Linked DNA regions of Homo sapiens: region 2 is linked to region 1. A link is a loop called in an ENCODE intact Hi-C map of the cell type or tissue named here. Cell type or tissue: heart left ventricle. All regions are shown on one strand.

Region 1 (2,500 bases):
TCCAATTATTCTAATGTCTTTCCTTAGTTTTCCTTCAGTTTCATTTATCTCATGAGACCTGAAAACTCCAACATGAACTGTGTACCCATGTGTTCTTTTTGCTTCTTAAACTAGTAACATTTCTGGCTTTATTCTACCACAAATTCTTTTTCACTTGCTTTCTATTATGTGAACCTCCACTGTTACAGTGTTAACATTTTCCTTCCTTTTTTTGTCACTGCAGGAAGTACTCCCACTACCCCAACCTCCTCTCAAGCCCCACAGAAACTGGATGCTTCTGCAGCTGCAGCCCCTGCCTCTCTGCCACCTTCATCACCTGCTGCTCCCATTGCCACTTTTTCTTTGCTTCCTGCTGGTGGAGCCCCCACTGTGTTCTCCTTTGGTTCTTCATCTTTGAAGTCATCTGCTACGGTCACTGGGGAGCCCCCTTCATATTCCAGTGGCTCCGACAGCTCCAAAGCAGCCCCAGGCCCTGGCCCATCAACCTTCTCTTTTGTTCCCCCTTCTAAAGCCTCCCTAGCCCCCACCCCTGCAGCGTCTCCTGTGGCTCCATCAGCTGCTTCATTCTCCTTTGGATCATCTGGTTTTAAGCCTACCCTGGAAAGCACACCAGTGCCAAGTGTGTCTGCTCCAAATATAGCAATGAAGCCCTCCTTCCCACCCTCAACCTCTGCTGTCAAAGTCAACCTTAGTGAAAAGTAAGTCACTTCTAAAGTTTGATTCTTCTGTGAGTTGGGTAGAAATATTGGATGTTATTTACTAAAAGTAGAGTCACTCTGAGAGGAGTTAACTGAGTAGAATTTTTTTACCCAGAGTGATACTTGCAAATGGCAAAAATTCAACCAACATAAAATACTGGCATTTCATCAGTGAATAGAGTCCAGAAGGGTCTCTTAGCTAGCATTTTATTTTTTTGACTATGGGATTTATATTCAGGTATTTGTTTTGCTTTTTTACGTTACAAATGTAGGAAATATTCCTTATTTTAAAAAAAGAAGCAATCCAGAGTATGCATCCTGGAAGGGAAATGAATCCCTTGTAGTCTTTTTTCCTCCCTGTGTCTACCCTTAACTCTCTCTGAACTGCTGTCTACACAGCCACAAAGTCATCTTGTGACACTGTAAATTGTTAGGTGATTCTTCTGCTTGACAGTCCCTATGAAGCCCCGTGGCTGCTCACTGCTAATTCTTAGGTTGGTATCCAGTTTCCTCCAGATCTGGGTCGGGCAGCTCACTCATTTCTTATTTATTTACTTCTTTATCTTGTTCTTTTCTTCCCACTAGAATGTAAGCTTTTGGAGGGAAGCAATCCCTTATATCTTGTAACCCCTCCCAAGATAACCATGAGTTCCCAAGATAACCATCGAGTATAAGTACTACCAGCTTTTTCCCTACTTGCCTGTACTATCTGTTGTTGCTATGGTGGTGCTGCTGCCACCACAGTTACTGTTAATACTGAATTGGCACACATCCACTTCATGCTAAGGGTTGCATAGTGTTCCATTTTGTTGACTGCACCACAGTTTATCTGACCAGTCATCTAATGCTGGAGTTTAGATTGTCTACAGACTTTTGCTCTTTAGGTGGAACCGACTTTACATTTCCTTTAGGCCATAAGTATCCCAAAGACAGTTCCCTGCATTCCTCTTCCTTTTTCACTCCCCAGAGAAGGTGCTCACTCTCAAAACGAGTTCTCAGTAATTTCCTTGGTAAGAGAAAGTACTAACTCTCCTAAGCATAATTGTGTCCCACCTCCTGTTTAAAACTCAGCTGGAAACAATAGTATTTCATATCATGATAAACTTGGTATTTCATATTGTGATAAACTTAGTTTTGATATTTCCCCTGAATAATTAATTCCTAAATAAGCAGACGAAAAGATAAATGTTTCCTTGCAGCTTTCACCTTTTATAAGAAATAGCTAAACATTTTTGTTTCCTGAAGGCAAAAAGTATGTTATCTTTGTAAGTTAACATAAAAGATAATAAGTTATCTTTTGATGACATTGCTCATGCTAGTGTAAAAGAATCTTCTAGCAGGCTCTTCTGAGGCCTTCAGGCTGCCATTTTTCAGGTTTACTGCTGCAGCTACCTCTACTCCTGTTAGTAGCTCCCAGAGCGCACCCCCGATGTCGCCATTCTCTTCTGCCTCCAAGCCAGCTGCTTCTGGACCACTCAGCCACCCCACACCTCTCTCAGCACCACCTAGTTCCGTGCCATTGAAGTCCTCAGTCTTGCCCTCACCATCAGGTATGATTTTAAGCAGACAACTTTAGACCTCAGCCCTGCCTTCTCAGATTAACGGTTTTAAGTGTTAAGAGTCGTAGCTAACATAGTTGGACAAGGTTATTTTTTCTTGCTTCCTGTATCATACATTAATGATTAATGTGCTGTGATTTTCATACTCTGAATTGGGAGATTTGCTCTTGCTTAAATGCTGCCACTCTTCTCTCTGACACTTCTTATGGAGCTAAGTGTATTTAATGAGTCAAAAATGCCTTG
Region 2 (2,500 bases), 1.1 Mb after region 1:
TGCTCAGTCAATCAGCATTTCCAGCAGAGATTCAGTTTGCTGCTTTTTGCTACTAAGAAGTAGTGGTGATTCATCTCAGCACATACGATATATTCAACCATGGAATTCAAGGCATTCGTGTGAGCTTTAGGAAGAGGGTGGCACTGTGGTCCTCCACGGCTCACACAGTAAAGCACTGTCAGACACTGTCCTCAGCCACCTAGTGAGTACAACTGCTGAGCATAGTTTCATGGCCCACAGAACACATGTGATGAGCAGCAAAAAACATCTGTGAAGATGGACTTCATCCTTGACTCAGGAAAGATTAATCTGGGGTTCTGTTTAAAATCTGATTAAAATCTGTTTAATCAAAAGCTTTCACATAACTTTTAGTTTAAATAAACTGCTAATGAAAATATGCATTAAATTCAACTATATTTTAGTCACATAGAGAAAGATCATAATCCATTCAGGAGGAAACTTCAGCAAAAATACTACTAACGTCATCAGTTACTATTACCCTCTTTCCCTGACCCCAGTGTGGTTTGATTAGGGCTGCATTCTGACAATCAGGGTATACACCTGGCTCGGCCAAGCTTCAATGAGTCTAAATCTTACAGGATATTTTCACATCCAAAAAATACTGGAGAAAAGCTACAAAATGTTACAGGAGTCTTATGATCCAACACAAGTACAGGGAGTTTATGCTCTAACCCAAGAATTGCAAAAAACAAAAACCAAATATCAAAGTGCTGTACTTTCTTTTGCCGAATTCTGCCCACCATCACTCTACTTCTATCCAGGTTGGAGCTCTGGAGGGCTCACAGTTGCCACCCTCATCCTAAAGCTCATACAGGTGACTTTTTTTTTTTAATAGTGAAAACACCCACAAAGCTATTTTTTTTGTTGTTTTTTTTTTTTGAGACGGAGTCTCGCTCTGTCACCCAGGCTGGAGTGCAGTGGCGCGATCTCCACTCACTGCAAGCTCTGCCTCCCAGGTTCACGCCATTCTCCTGCCTCAGGCTCCCGAGTAGGTGGGATTACAGGTGCCCACCACCACGCCCAGCTAATTTTTTGTATTTTATTAGAGACGGGGTTTCACTGTGTTAGCCAGGATGGTCTCAATCTCCTGACCTCGTGATCCGCCCGCCTCGGCCTCCCAAAGTGCTGGGAGTACAGGCGTGAGCCACCGCGCCTGGCCAAAGCTATTTTCATTAACTGTTTATCTGATGATAATTATCATAATTGTTTTTTGCAGTTTATGGGAAGCAGAAATAGAGCACCTTATAAGAAAGAATTTAAATATTTACCAGACTTAAAACAAAAAAGATAACTTATAACCACCTCTTAGAAATCTTAGATGGTGGTAAGAATTCATTCTTAGGTTAAAGAAAAAAATGCAAATGTTGTTACACCATTTTCTCCACTTCCACAGATGTTTGTAATTTTTCATAACAATTTAAAATGTAACTGAGAAAAGCCCATAGCTGGCCAGGCATGGTGGCTCACGCCTGTAATGCCAACACTTTGGGAGGCCGAGACGGGGGATGACTTGAGGTTGGACGTTCCAGACCAGCATGGCCAACATGGTGAAACCCCATCTCTATTAAAAATACAAAAAAAGGGCCAGGCATGGTGGCTCACGCCTGTAATCCCAGCACTTAGGGAGGCCGAGGTGGGCGGATCACAACGTCATGAGATGGAGACCATCCTGGCCAACATGGTGAAACCCCATCTCTACTAAAAATACAAAATTTAGTCGGGCGTGGTGGCGCACACCTGTAGTCCCAGCTACTCGGGAGGCTGAGGCAGGAGAATCACTTGAACCTGGGAGGCAGAGGTTGCAGTGAGCTGAGATTGTGCCACTGCACTCCAGCCTGGCAACAGAGTGAGACTCTGTCTCAAAAAAAAAAAAACACAAAAGAGGCCAGGTGTGGTGCCTCACGCCTGTAATCCCAGCACTTTGAGGGAGGCTGAGGCAGGAGGATCATGACGTCAAGAGATCCAGACCATCCTGGCCAACACGGTGAAACCCCGTCTCTACTAACAATGCAAAAATTAGCTGGGCGTGGTGGCACACGCCTGTAATCCTAGCTACTCGGGAGGCTGAGGCAGGAGAATCGCTTGAACCCGGGAGGCAGAGGTTGCAGTGAGCCAAGATCACGCCACTATACTCCAGTCTGGTGACAGAGCAAGACTTCACCTCAAAAAAAAAAAAAAAAAAAAATTAGCCAGGCATGGTGGTGCACGCCTGTAATCCCAGCCACATGGGAGACTGAGGTTGCAGTGAGCTGAGATCATGCCACTGCACCCCAGCCTGAGAGACAGAGTGAGACTCTGTCTCCAAAATAAATAAATAAAAGCCCATAGCTTGTCTGAACAGTCATACTTAAATTTTAAAAAGAAAAAAAAAAAAATCAAGAAAATGCTACAGGTGAACTACTTACCTCTTTAATTTTAGAAGCAAGTTCCTGCCTTTCCTTAGAAACTTTGGAAATGTTTTCATCTAATTCTTGCCTCT

What was found. Peaks named below come from ENCODE experiments on the same cell type or tissue, not always from the same donor. Only the 100,000 strongest peaks of a DNase experiment are listed, where the experiment ranks them.
Region 2: it touches region 1 in a loop (5-fold over the local background); 7 of 110 quality-filtered maps call a loop at or near these places.

Annotation. Positions count from the first base shown.
Region 1 is chr9:131,144,057-131,146,556 of GRCh38, forward strand. NUP214 (nucleoporin 214) reads left to right here. Exons shown (of 36, transcript NM_005085.4): 12 at 224-698; 13 at 2,073-2,248. Among named protein-coding and RNA genes, the nearest start is that of NUP214, 20 kb to the left of the region's middle. RefSeq lists an enhancer at 171-672. In heart left ventricle, no CTCF peak of the experiment used is centred here; no DNase peak of the experiment used is centred here.
Region 2 is chr9:132,283,997-132,286,496 of GRCh38, forward strand. It overlaps SETX (senataxin), which reads right to left. Exons shown (of 26, transcript NM_015046.7): 18 at 2,427-2,498. Among named protein-coding and RNA genes, the nearest start is that of SETX, 70 kb to the right of the region's middle. In heart left ventricle, no CTCF peak of the experiment used is centred here; no DNase peak of the experiment used is centred here.